Linked DNA regions of Homo sapiens: region 1 is linked to region 2. The links are chromatin contacts, found by Hi-C in ENCODE. All regions are on one chromosome and are shown on one strand. Each heading gives the region's core, a stretch centred on a gene start or an enhancer-like site at or near the end of the contact. The rest is flanking DNA. Distances are from core to core; before and after follow the strand shown. Region 1 holds the start of NUCB1-AS1 (NUCB1 antisense RNA 1). Region 2 holds the start of DM1-AS (DM1 locus antisense RNA).

Region 1 (6,162 bases), core at 76-2,575, 3.2 Mb after region 2:
GGCACACTGCAACCCCCGCCTCCCAGGTTCAAGCTATTCTCCTGCCTCAGCCTCCTGAGTAGCTGGGGTTACAGGCACTTGGCATTATGCCTGGCTAATTTTTGTATTTTTGTAGAGACGGGGTTTTACTATGCTGGCCAGGCTGGTCTTGAACTCCTGACTTCAGGTGATCCTCCTGCCTCGGCCTCCCAAAGTGCTGGGATTACAGGCGTGAGCCACCGCACCCGGCCCAATTTTTTACTTTTTTTTTTTTTTTTGTAGAGACGGGGTCTAGCCATCTTTTCTAAGCTGGTCTCGAACTTAATGTGCTCAAATGATCTTGCCTTAGCCTTCCAAAGTACTGGGATTACAGGCATGAGCCCCTAAATTTGGCCCCTACATTTTCTTTAATCTTAATCAATTTACATTTAAACAGCCCATGTGGCTAGCGGCTACTGTACTGGACAGCGCAGATCCAGAGTTTAGGCAGAGAAGAGACCCCCAGGCCTGAGCCCTGGGCCACACTAGCATGTGGAGGTCAGGAAGAGGATGGAGCCGTCAAAGGAGGTGGAGGGGCAGCCAGAGAGGACAGAATCATGTTCTGGAAGCCAAGGGCAGAAAGTCAAGTCAGATGCAGGTGGAAATTAACCACTGGATTTGCAAGATGAGGGTTCCTGGCCTCCTCCTCAGGAGGAAGGTTGTGCTTGTCTGAGGGAGCCGAGGAAGGAGGGCCGGTGGTGAGGACAGGAAGTGTGGCTGACCGAGCCTGAAGCCCTGCAGCTGTGGGGTCTACGTTGGTAGGAGAGGCTCCCCTCACAACTGGAGTCGGCACTGGCCTGGTTGTCTGGGAGGCAGAGGTCCCTGATAACCCTGGAGCTGACTCTGTGTCCAGAGCACTGAATGCCAGGGCCAGAGAATCCTGCATGACAGTGACCCAAGCATGTTTCCTCGAACCCTCCCTTTGATCTATTCCATTCTCAACCCCCTGGTCGCTAGGCAGTGGCCCTAGCAACGGGTCTAGTGGGGTACTAAAGCCTGGGGGCCACCGTTCCACCGCGGGAGACCCGTAGTTACCTGTCCTCTGATAACAGACCCCACATCAGCCCAAAATTTCTTCACCAGGGACCTTACACATCCCGTCCTCGGTCCCCTGAGATACCTTGCTATCCTCTTCCCTTCAGATATCAACAGTGATGGTGTCCTGGATGAGCAGGAGCTGGAGGCACTCTTCACCAAGGAGGTGAGCATCTTGGAAGCCTCGGGCACCTGGAGGGACGCCCAAATCAGCCACTTGTTTCCTCCTGCAGTCCCCTTAAATCCCCCTGGATGGGAGCTCAGTGAAAACTACAACTCCCATCAGCCCCTGGGGCAAAAACGGCTCCCAGGAGTGGTAGCGTGCCCAAAGGACTGCTGGGAGTTGAAGTTGTCGGGAATGAGCTCGCTGGGGACCTCTCAATGCTGTCTGCCTCTCGCTTGCTCCTGCAGCTGGAGAAAGTGTACGACCCAAAGAATGAGGAGGACGACATGCGGGAGATGGAGGAGGAGCGACTGCGCATGCGGGAGCATGTGATGAAGAATGTGAGGTGGGGGCCAGGCGGGGGAGAGGACGGGCCCCCAGCTCTGTCACTCACCCTTATCTGGCTCCCCAGGTGGACACCAACCAGGACCGCCTCGTGACCCTGGAGGAGTTCCTCGCATCCACTCAGAGGAAGGAGTTTGGGGACACCGGGGAGGGCTGGGAGGTGAGAACATGGGGGATACTCGGGGTCCTGAACCTCTCTCTCTTCTAGCCATGACCTTTCTTTCAGAATCTTAGGCCCCTTCTCTTTCTCTCTGGGTCCCCGTCCATTCTCCTGGGTCACTGCATCTCTATCTCTGGGTCTCTGTTTTCCCCTGTCTCTAGGACTCTTATTTATTTATTTATTTATTTATTTATTTATTTATTTATTCTGAGACGGAGTCTCACTCCATCGCCCAGGCTGCAGTGCAGTGGCACGATCTCGGCTCACTGCAGCCTCCACCTCCCAGGTTCAAGCAATTCTCCTGGCTCATCCTCTTGAGTAGCTGGGATTATAGGTGCGTGCCACCACACCCAGCTGATTTTTGTATTTTTAGTAGAGGCAGGATTTCACCATGTTGGCCAGGCTGGTCTCAAACTCCTGACCTCAGGTTATCCACCCACCTTGGCCTCCCAAAGTGCTGGGATTAGAGGTGTGATTTTTTTTTTTTTTTTTTTTTTTCTGAAACAGGGTCTTGCTCTGTCGCGTAGGCTGGAGCCCAGTGGTGGGATCTCGGCTCACTGCAACCTCCGCCTCTTGGATTCAAGCGATCCTCCCATCTCAGCCTCATGAGTAGCTGGGATTACAGGCGTGAGCCACCATGCCTGGCTAATTTTTGTATTTTTTGTAGAGATGGGGTTTTGCCATATCGGCCAGGCTGCTCTAGAACTGCTGGACTCAAGCGATCCACCTGACCTGGCCTCCCTAAGTGGTGGGATTACAGGCATGCACCACCGCACCACACCTAGCTAATTTTTGTATTTTTTGGTAGAGACAGGGTTTTGCATGTTGGCCAGGCTGCTCTGAAACTCCTGGACTCAAGCTATCCACCCTTCTCAGCCTCCCAAAGTGCTGGGATTACCCAGGCTGGAGTGCAGGGGTGTTATCATGGCCCACTGCAGCCTCAAACTCCTGTCCTCAAGTGATCCTCCTGCCTGAGCCTCCCTATTAGCTGGGACTACAGGCACATGCCAGCATGCCTAGCTAATCTAGCTCATTCTTTTATTTATTTATTAATATTTTTTGAGACAGGGTCTCCTGTCACCCAGGCTGGAGTGCAGTGGTGTAATCATAGTTCACTGCAGCCTTGAATTCCTGGGCTCAGGTGATCCTCCTTCCTTAGCCTCCTGAGTAACTGGGACTACAGGCACATACCACCATGCCCAGCTAATCTAGGTCTCTGTTTTATTTATTTATTTATTTGTTTGTTTATTTTTCAATACAGAGTTTTGCTCTTGTTGCCCAGGCTGTAGTGCAATGGTGCATTCTCAGCTCATTGCAACCTCCACCTCCCAGGTTCAAGCAATTCTCCTGCCTCAGCCTCCTGAGTAGCTGGGATTATATGCATGTACCACCATGCCCTGCTCATTTTGTATTTTTAGTAGAGACGGGGTTTCTCCATGTTGGTCAGGCTCATCTCAAACTACTGACCTCAGGTGAGCCACCCACCTCGGCCTCCGAAAGTGCTGGGATTACAGGTGTGAGCCATGGTGCCTGGCCTATTTCTATATATTTTTCAAGATGCCCAGCCAATTTTCTGTAGAGACAGGGTCTCGCTCCGTTGCCCAGGCTGACCTTGAACTCCTGGCGTCAAGTGATCCTTCCCACTTTCGCCTCCCAAAGTCCTGGGATTACAGGTGGGAGCCATGGTGCCCGGCCTTGTCTCTCGGTCTTTATCCCACTCCCACCTCCCACTTGGGCTTCTTTGCCCACCCACATGGCCCTGGCCTCCCAGCCTCCTCTACACCTCCCCCATTGGCACAACCCTCTCCAACATGGGTGGGCCGAGGTTGGACCTGTGCCCCTGATGGCCCCTGTGCCTGCCCTGCAGACAGTGGAGATGCACCCTGCCTACACCGAGGAAGAGCTGAGGCGCTTTGAAGAGGAGCTGGCTGCCCGGGAGGCAGAGCTGAATGCCAAGGCCCAGCGCCTCAGCCAGGAGACAGAGGCTCTAGGGCGGTCCCAGGGCCGCCTGGAGGCCCAGAAGAGAGAGCTGCAGCAGGTGACAGCGGGGGAAGCTGCTTCCATCCACTGAATCTCTGGCTGCCCGTGTCCGTGTCCCCATGGGTGTCCAGAAGCTGGGAAGGCCTGTGGCCACCATGTTAATCACTGGGGGAGCCTCAAGTATTCACCGCCATCTTGAGTAAGGGCAGACGTTTTCCCGTCTCTGACGGCTCTGTGGCTGCCATGTGAGATAAGGGCATTAAGGCTGTAAGTGAGGAGGGAAAGGCCCAGGAGGGGGAGAAAGGCAGACTCAGCCAGGGATGGGTGAGGGTTTCCCTGTCCCAAAGCAAGACCCAAGCTGTGACTGGAGGGAGAACTGGATCCTTGACTATTATTAAGCCCGACTGTCAATGAAAGAGAGAAACTGAGGCCCACGGAGAAGGGGTTGGCCGTGACCACTTAGCAGGCTGCTGTGAAGTCTCCGTTTGGGGACTGAGGCCTGAGCACTTGCAATGCCAGCATCACACCCTCTTGTCTGTGTGACCCCCCACCTCCCACAGGCTGTGCTGCACATGGAGCAGCGGAAGCAGCAGCAGCAGCAGCAGCAAGGCCACAAGGCCCCGGCTGCCCACCCTGAGGGGCAGCTCAAGTTCCACCCAGACACAGGTGCTGGCCCTAGTCCAGGGAGGAGGGGCTGCAGGGCTGGACCCCTGGGTCTGAGGTTGGAGGGGCTGGGCCTGGACTCCCAGATCTGAGGGAAGAGGGACTGGGGGCCCAGACTCCCAGATCTGAGGGAAGAGGGACTGGGGGTCCGGACTCCTGGGTCTGAGGGAGGAGGGGCTGGGGGCTGGGACCCCTGGGTGTGAGGGAGGAGGGGCTGGGACCCCTGGGTGTGAGTGAGGAGGGGCTGGGGGCTGGACCCCTGGGTGTGAGGGAGGAGGGGCTGGGGGCTGGACCCCTGGGTGTGAGGGAGGAGGGGCTGGGCCTCTGGGGTCCTGGGGGAGGAGGGGTTCGGATGTCCTGTGCCACCATTCCCTCCCTCCATTTCCAGACGATGTACCTGTCCCAGCTCCAGCCGGTGACCAGAAGGAGGTGGACACTTCAGAAAAGAAACTTCTCGAGCGGCTCCCTGAGGTTGAGGTGCCCCAGCATCTGTGATCCTCCGGGACCCCAGCCCTCAGGATTCCTGATGCTCCAAGGCGACTGATGGGCGCTGGATGAAGTGGCACAGTCAGCTTCCCTGGGGGCTGGTGTCATGTTGGGCTCCTGGGGCGGGGGCACGGCCTGGCATTTCACGCATTGCTGCCACCCCAGGTCCACCTGTCTCCACTTTCACAGCCTCCAAGTCTGTGGCTCTTCCCTTCTGTCCTCCGAGGGGCTTGCCTTCTCTCGTGTCCAGTGAGGTGCTCAGTGATCGGCTTAACTTAGAGAAGCCCGCCCCCTCCCCTTCTCCGTCTGTCCCAAGAGGGTCTGCTCTGAGCCTGCGTTCCTAGGTGGCTCGGCCTCAGCTGCCTGGGTTGTGGCCGCCCTAGCATCCTGTATGCCCACAGCTACTGGAATCCCCGCTGCTGCTCCGGGCCAAGCTTCTGGTTGATTAATGAGGGCATGGGGTGGTCCCTCAAGACCTTCCCCTACCTTTTGTGGAACCAGTGATGCCTCAAAGACAGTGTCCCCTCCACAGCTGGGTGCCAGGGGCAGGGGATCCTCAGTATAGCCGGTGAACCCTGATACCAGGAGCCTGGGCCTCCCTGAACCCCTGGCTTCCAGCCATCTCATCGCCAGCCTCCTCCTGGACCTCTTGGCCCCCAGCCCCTTCCCCACACAGCCCCAGAAGGGTCCCAGAGCTGACCCCACTCCAGGACCTAGGCCCAGCCCCTCAGCCTCATCTGGAGCCCCTGAAGACCAGTCCCACCCACCTTTCTGGCCTCATCTGACACTGCTCCGCATCCTGCTGTGTGTCCTGTTCCATGTTCCGGTTCCATCCAAATACACTTTCTGGAACAAATGCATGGCTCCATGCCTGTGTATCTGGACTGGTCCCTCCAAAACGCTATTGCCACGTCACCTGCCGGAGTCCTCATCTTTGAAGACTGGATTCAAGCATCACTTCTGAGAGGCTCAATCCTGGTATTTTTCCATCTGCCCCTGATGAGTCTGCAGCCTTCACTCAGGGTCCCTTCAGCCACAAGGACAGAAAACCCAAACCTGGGATTAAGCAATTTTTTTTTTTTTTTTTTTTGAGATGGAGTCTTACTCTGTCACCCAGGCTGGAGGGCAGTGGTGTAATCTCAGCTCACTGCAACCTCTGCCTTTTGGGATCAAGCGATTCTCCTGCCTCCGCCTCCCGAGTAGCTGGGATTACAGCTGCCTGCCACCACGCCCGGCCTTCTAATTTTTGCATTGTTTTAGTAGTGATGGGGGTTTCACCATATTGGCCAGGCTGGTCTTGAACTCCTGACAT
Region 2 (6,781 bases), core at 4,282-6,781:
ACTGTCTGACACTTTTTCCCCCTCCGAGACCCCACAAACCCTTCGTGGACCACAGTTCTTCCCCAGAACTGAACCCGGCCCCATTGTATTGGACAGGGTCCATCCATTGTCAGCGCTGAAACCCAATTCAGGCTTTAGACTTCAGAAAAAAAGGAGTTTTTTTTGTTTTGTTTTGTTTTTTGAGACAGAGTCTCACTCTATTGCCCAGGCTGTAGTGCAGTGGCACAATCACAGCTCACTGCAATGTCTGCCTCCCGGGCTCAAATCACTGCAACCTCTGCCTCTCAGATTCTCCTGCCTCAGCCTCCTGAGTAGCTGGGATAACAGGCGCGCCATCAGCTAATTTTTGTATTTTTAGTAGAGACAGGGTTTCACCATGTTGGCCAGGCTGGTCTCGAATGCCTCACCTCAAGTGATCTGCCTGCCTCGGCCTCTCAAATTGCTGGGATTACAGGTGTGAGCCATCAGGCCCAGCAAGAAAAGAAAATGAATTGGCTTATATAACCTAGAAAACAAGGGCGGGTATAGACTGCCTTGAGACATAGCTGGTTTTAGGGCTCACACAGGCTGTCTGGAATCTTTGTCCTTTTCACCCAGTTCCTCTGTCTTCCGGGCTGGCTTCATTCTCTGGCAGGTGGGGTCACCCCAGGAGGCACAGGCTCGGGTCCTGTCCCCCACCCAAGCGACCCCGGGAGGAGGAGAGGTCTCTAAGGTTTTAAGCAAAGTCCTTGGGACTGACTTTGGTAGATCCGGTGCCAACCCTGAACCAGTCACTGCCAGGCCTGGAGCCAGGGGATGGGGAGGCCCCCCCCAAGCCACAGTGGAAAACAGCTAGTTCCTTTACAGGAAGATCCAGATGTGGGGGCCAGGAGCGGTGCCCACAGGTCCCCTGCACTCTCCTGGGACACCAGGTGCCCCCTTGTGAACAGCCGCTGAGTCCAGCTCCCTCTGCCTCCTCAGCTCCAGAGGGTGGTCTTGGAGGCCTTGTAGACCCACAAGGCTAGGAAGGGTCTGAGTTCTCAGTCAGGGTGTCCTGCAGACCTCTCCTTACCTCCTCCTCCTTCCTGTCCCAGATCCTGCCCTGGAACCGCTTCCACAGCTGCCACCAAGGAGCTGGCCCAGCTGTGGCGGGTGATGACCCAGCAGGAGCGGAGGCCATACTGGTGAGAGGCTCCGGCCCCGAGGTGTGGGTGGGGGGTGGAAGAGCCTCCCTACCCCGGAACCCTGCTCTGTCTCTGGAGCCTTGGGTGTCATGGCATGGGAGACTGGGCCGAGGAATTTGCGTGTTGCCCCTTCTTATGAAACCCTTGGGGGTGACACAGGTGTAGGGGTACCCCACCACAGCTAAGCTGGGGAACAGCTGAGCCCAGACATGGACCCCTGCCTCAATTCTTTTGCTGTCTCTGCCACACGACTTTCTCGGGGCGTGGTCTGATTTTCCTGTCGCTTGGCCACCTCGACTCCCCCGAATCCTGTCCCCTCCACCTTCAAGGAGCTGCCACCTGCCCTGGCTCCTGACTTTGAACACATCCCAGAGCCCTTGGCCGAGTCCCATCTTACTGACTGGGACTTGGTGGACCCAAGGCTCGCCCAATAGAGGCTAAAACGGTGGCCCAGGCCCCTGCGGGGACACAGGATTGGGAGTGGTACAGGGATGCCCGGGAGGCGAGTGAGGAAGCCAGGCCATCCTGCCACCGTCTCCCCAGCACCAAGGCTCGCAGGTTCAGCCGCCAGCACAACCGCATCGTGAAGCAGGACGGCTCCAGCAGCGAGGCTGAGGACTGGGAGACGCCAAAGCCCTTCTACCAGCTGCTGGCCGAGAAGGCCTTGCCGCTGCCCCCGCACCTCCAGTGAGAGGGCGGCCCCTCGCCTCGCTCCCCTCACCCCTCATGGCAACCGCGGCTCTTGCTGGAAGCCAGGACCCATCGATGAACTTGTCCCTCCTGGGCCTCCAGCCCCTGAGAATGCAGGTCCCATGGGACTGGGGAGGGGGGCACTGATTAGCCCCAACCGCTGGGCACATTTGCCTGGAGCACCAGAGTCACCCACAGCTGCCTTGATTCTCCCCCAGGCTTAGGAAGGAAACCCAAAATGAAATGCGGGGTGTCGGAAGGTGAAGTTTACCCACCCCTCTCCCCTTCCCTTCCCCACCCCAGAGCCACTCGGTTGCAACCCTGTTCATGCTCACCTCACCCTACTCCTCCCTCTCCTGTTCTATTTTTAGACTATTTATTGTTTTAAATAAAATAAAGCAAGTGGAACCTTTGTTACCAGCAAGAGAGACAAGGGCAGGCCCTCCTGCGTCCCCCTGCTGCCCCACTGGGGTGCTCCGTCCACCCTCATCTGGAGGCCTGTGGCTTGCAAGAGGCCTCAGTGCCACCCCCTCCCCAGCCACTCTGTGCATCTGAATGCAAACCCCTCTTCCCCTCGGGAGGCAGCAATGGGAAGGCCAGGTCTCGAGGTGGGCTCTGTGTTCAGCGCTGCTTTGGACAGACACTGGAAGGCACCCCAGACCCCTGGTGGTGGTGTAATCCGATAACTTTATTTTAATTGAAAATGGAGGCATAACATGTCCTAGAAAAATAAAGATTTAGGATACAAAGGAGACACAGCGGCAGGGCTGCCCCCAGGGATGAGGGAATCTTTGGTCTGGGCCGGATAATGAGGACAAGGGCTTGAGTCGAGGGGAGCTGGTGAAGGAAGACCCCCGTCTCCCCACAGCTGCCCCACCCCCCGCCCCTGGCAGGAAATGCCACACTGGGGAGGGTCTCCAGTCTCAGGGGCGCGGGGCTGCCTGTCCTCCACCTTCGGATTCCAGGCAGTTGTGACAACACCAGCTATCGGCAGAGCTATTAATAGTGTTTCAGGGAGTGACAGGGAGAGGGCTCTGGGGGCTGGAAGTCCGGCCCTGGGGCAGGGTGTTCCGCTTACAGCTAGTACCAAGTGGAGGGGGCAGGGCCCCTGAGTCAGGACCCTGAGTCCCCCACGTATATGGCAGGGCACAGCATGGGGAGGGCTGTAACAGAGAGGCCTCCCATCCAAAGGGGGATGGAGACCTGGACAGGAGGTGGCCGGGGATACAACCCCCAGCACCACCAGGGCTTGGAGAGGCCACCCAGGCAGAAGGATGTGGTGACTGGGGTCTTCAGCAACCGCATTTCTGGGGCTCCCCCCTCCCATTCCTGTCCCTGCGTCTTCAGCACCAATGTCGGGAGAGGCCACGGGGCCACACTGGGTCACAGTTCCAAGGGCTCCTCCACAGGCACCGACTGGAGCTGGGTCAGAACCTTGGCCTCAGCTTCCAACCCCTCGTCAACCTCACCCCCTGCGGTGGCCCCCAGGAGCAGCCCCTCAGGGTCGGGGTCTGGCAGCCTCAGCACGGTGTGGGGGGCCTGTGTCCCCAGCCCCTTTTCCGCTTCCAGCAGCCCCTCTGTTCCTGCGCTTAGTTCCAGCCCTGCTGACCAGACAGGCACGGCCGCGGGTGACAACATCAGCCCCTCTGGTGGGGGCGCCGGGAAGTTGGGCAGGAGGCCAGGGGAGTCAGGGGAGAAGGGCAGGCTGGTGCTGGAGGTGGTGGCAGCGGCGGGGGGTGGCTGCTGTGCAGAAAGGGTGCCTAGGGCGTGAGCCTCTGGGAGAGCAGGGCTGGGGGCCACCGGGAGGCCTCCCTCAGGCACGGAGATGGCCGTCTCTGGCTTCAGTGGCAGGGCCAGGCCGGGGGCTGGCGGCAGGACCTGGGAGACGAGCATGCTGGTGGGGAAGGTGGCGGTGAGGATGATCTTGCCCTGCTGCAGGGCCACACCCGTCACGATGGGGCTGCCAGACACAGGGTTGGCCAGGAGGAAGTTTCCTGTGGGGAGAGAGGGACCGAGCGCAGGTGAGAGCCAGGAGAGCAGGCCAAGCCAGAGAGAAGTGGAGACTGTGCAGCTGGAGGGCGGGCGGAGGGAGCCTTGTGGTGGGCCTTGGGGCACTGGGACTTGCCAGGGATGAGATGCCCTCCAGGAGCCCAGGGACAGCCCCTCCCTCTCCGAGATGACTGCACCCCTCCCCGGCTCTCACCTAGGCCTGAGGGAGGGAGATGGGGGTACCTGGGGCAGTGGCCGAAGGCAGCTGCAGGGCAGTCACGCCCACCCCGGAGTTGATGAGGTGCACATTGGCAGGGCCTGCTGCAGCTGCCACCTTCACAGGGCTGCCTGGCCCGGCTGCCAACAGCTGCAGGGGCCCCACAGCCTGGGGCAGGGTCACCACCTGTGAGGTGGGTACTACCTGGGGCAGGTTCAATAGTGGGGAGGTGGGGCTCAGGCCCGTGGGATACCCCGGGGGTGGGGAGAGCGGTACCACTTGTGGGGCAGCCACAGCAGGCACTGGCCCCGGGGGCAGAGGAAAGGTGGCAGCCGTCGGGGGGCCAGGCACCACTTGGGCCAGGGGCCCCAGGACCTCCTCTCCAAGGGCTGGTCCCGGAGCAGCCACCTGGGCCCCTTTGGTCTCAGGGGCCTCCGACTGAGCCTCCTCCAGCCGCACCTCCCCTGTCTGAGGGTCCAGGACCAGAGAGGTCTTGGTCTCGCTGGCCCCCTGAGGGCTGGGCTGCGGTGGAGGGGCACCCCCGCCCCCAGTGAGCAGCAGCGGGCCCAGGCTGGAGGCCTCGCCCAGGGCCAGGCCGTTGATGATGACGGGGCCCCCGTTGAGGAGCACTGCTGGGGAGCCGCTGGCTGCCAGGAAGCTCCCGTTCACCAGGATGGAGGAGGAAGCCGGGCAAGGCGCGGGAGGGCCGGTCCCTGCCAGGAATATGGAGCCCTGGGCAGCGGCCTCGGCGGACACTGGGGCCGCCCCTCTCTCCAGGTCCTCAGGACTTCGGCTGGACTCGTCCTCAGTCGTGGGATTCCCATCAGACTCGCTGGCCGGAGAAATGGCTGTCAGCTGGGGTCCCTTAGCCTGTGGGGCCTCCCGCATAGCCAGCCAGCTGCTCCCCCACCTTTCCCTGGCCCAAGTTTCGGTGGATCATTCCAGGGGTTATGACGCCTCTCTGAGACCACTCCAAACTCCAGGGCCTTTTGCAAGCCCTGCGTGGACACCACTGCAGAGAAGCGCTGGGGAGGGAAGAGGCCCTTGCTCTCCCCCACCTCGGCCTCGGGTCCCCAGAGGCTGAGCTCCCAGGTTGCCCTAAAAGTTCCTTGGTTGGGCGGAAAGCGGGCGAGTGGCCTGGAGAGAGGGAGCAGCAGCCGCCAGCCCAGTTCCCGGTGCCCTCCCCGCGGGGCGTCAGAGAAGGGAGAGGCCGGCGCTCAGGGTGGGAGGAGAAGGGTTTGGGTTACAGGGAAACCGGAGCTGGGAAAGGTTCACGTTTCACAACAAAGGCAGAAGACGGACCACGCCGTCCGGGCCCGGAGGGAGTGTGGGGGCGGGTGGGTAAGAGTAACGGTCAGTGAAGAAAGGGGGCTGGGAGGCAGCCCCTACGCGGAGTGGAGTGGCCACAGGCCCTGTCCTTTTTCCTCAGTCCCTCTAGTGCCCCCCGCAGTGTGATTCCCCAACACCGATGGGATTTGGGAAGGAGCTCGGAATGGAGCCGCTGGAAGAGGAGACGCGTGCGGGGAGAGGGCCCGGGCGGGTGCCTGTCCCGTCCACACTTAGTCCCCGCGCCCCGCGGGCGCCTGAGATTGTGAGCTGGTCCCGGGAGATGTCCGAGGACCTCGGCGCGCCGGCCCCAGCAGTGGGCACGGGGGAAGAGGGCTGGTGGACGGGATGTCCCCGGGAGAGCTGGACTTGCGCCGCCCGAGGCCCCTCACCTCTTGCAGGGCGCGCCGCCTCCGGCCCCGGTCCGGTCGCGCTGTCGCCGGTTCTTGAACCAGTTGCTGACCTGCGTGAGCGACAGGCCGGTGAGTGTGGCCAGGCGGCGCTTCTCGTCCGGCGTGGGGTAGCGGTTGCCGCGGTAGCAGGCCTTGAGCGCTGCGCGGGAGCGCTCCTTGAAGCAGTAGACTGTCTCCTCGCCGTCCCAGATGGTCTTGGGCAGCGGGAACTTCTTGCGCAGTCGATACTTGTCCACTGCGCCAAGCGCGCGGCCGCGGGCCCGCTCGGCCTCATGGTAGCGCGCGCGCAGGTAGAGGTCCTGCAGGAAGGCGTGGTGGGCGGCGGGGAAGGGGCGGCTCTCGAGTAGCCGGTAGAGCTCGGCGTACTCGCCCCGCTGGAAGGCCACCAGGGCCCGCGCGCGCAACACCGGGTCGCTGCCACGTAGGCGCTCGGCCGGGGGCAGTGCGCCCAGGAAGCGGCTCAAGCGGCCGGCGTGGCCCGCCTGGAGCAGCGCCTCGCAGACGCACGCCACCTGCTCGGGCGAGAAGCGGAGGCCCGTGGGCGGTTCGGAAGCGGCCTCGGGGGGCGACCCGGGGACGCCCGGGGATCCCGGGCCCTCAGCTCCCGCAGCCGCTGCGCCCGCCCCGGCCCCGGCCGCCGCCGCCGCCTCACCCTCGGCCGCCTGCAAAGTCTGCAAGAGCTGGCGCGCTTCCTCCTCCTCCTCTTCGGTCGCCGCCGCCGCCGCCACCGCCTCCCCCCCAGCCGCCGGCCCCGCGCTCGGCTCCGCAGGCAAGGTAGCCATGTTTTGCAACTTTGGGAAGTTCCTCCCTCCCTCTCTTCCTCCCTCGGGCTTTCCCCAGCCTCCTCCCCCACCTGTCCCCCCTTTTCGCCCCCACTCCCCGCTCTTCTCGATCTTCTTTCTGGCCGACCCTGCGCCCCACGCCGGGAAGGCGAGATCCAGCTCTCCACTCGGGTCTCTGTCCCCTTGTGTGTGTCCGTCCCC

Evidence for each region. Hi-C counts contacts between places; a loop is a spot of excess contacts on that map.
Region 1: a map of sciatic nerve shows a loop between it and region 2 (8-fold over the local background). The contact joins the promoter of NUCB1-AS1 here to the promoter of DM1-AS in region 2. A Hi-C loop is called at or near these places in 2 of 168 maps with a recorded cell type or tissue (posterior vena cava and sciatic nerve).

The regions. Positions count from the first base shown.
Region 1 is chr19:48,917,566-48,923,727 of GRCh38, forward strand. It overlaps NUCB1-AS1 (NUCB1 antisense RNA 1), which reads right to left and starts at 1,326. Exons shown (of 2, transcript NR_046633.1): 1 at 1,139-1,326. NUCB1 (nucleobindin 1) reads left to right here. Exons shown (of 13, transcript NM_006184.6): 8 at 1,161-1,219; 9 at 1,465-1,557; 10 at 1,629-1,721; 11 at 3,589-3,759; 12 at 4,262-4,367; 13 at 4,753-5,807. The coding sequence ends at 4,859. RefSeq lists enhancers at 1,525-2,024, 5,171-5,670.
Region 2 is chr19:45,762,265-45,769,045 of GRCh38, forward strand. It overlaps DM1-AS (DM1 locus antisense RNA), which reads left to right and starts at 5,532. Exons shown (of 2, transcript NR_147193.1): 1 at 5,532-5,867. SIX5 (SIX homeobox 5) reads right to left here. Exons shown (of 3, transcript NM_175875.5): 1 at 5,778-6,781; 2 at 4,086-4,891; 3 at 2,521-3,847. The coding sequence starts at 6,580. The coding sequence ends at 3,237. MEIOSIN (meiosis initiator) reads left to right here. Exons shown (of 15, transcript NM_001310124.2): 14 at 1,074-1,163; 15 at 1,707-2,277. The coding sequence ends at 1,854. RefSeq lists enhancers at 1,278-1,832, 4,707-5,342, 5,407-5,966 and silencers at 5,708-5,837, 6,288-6,507.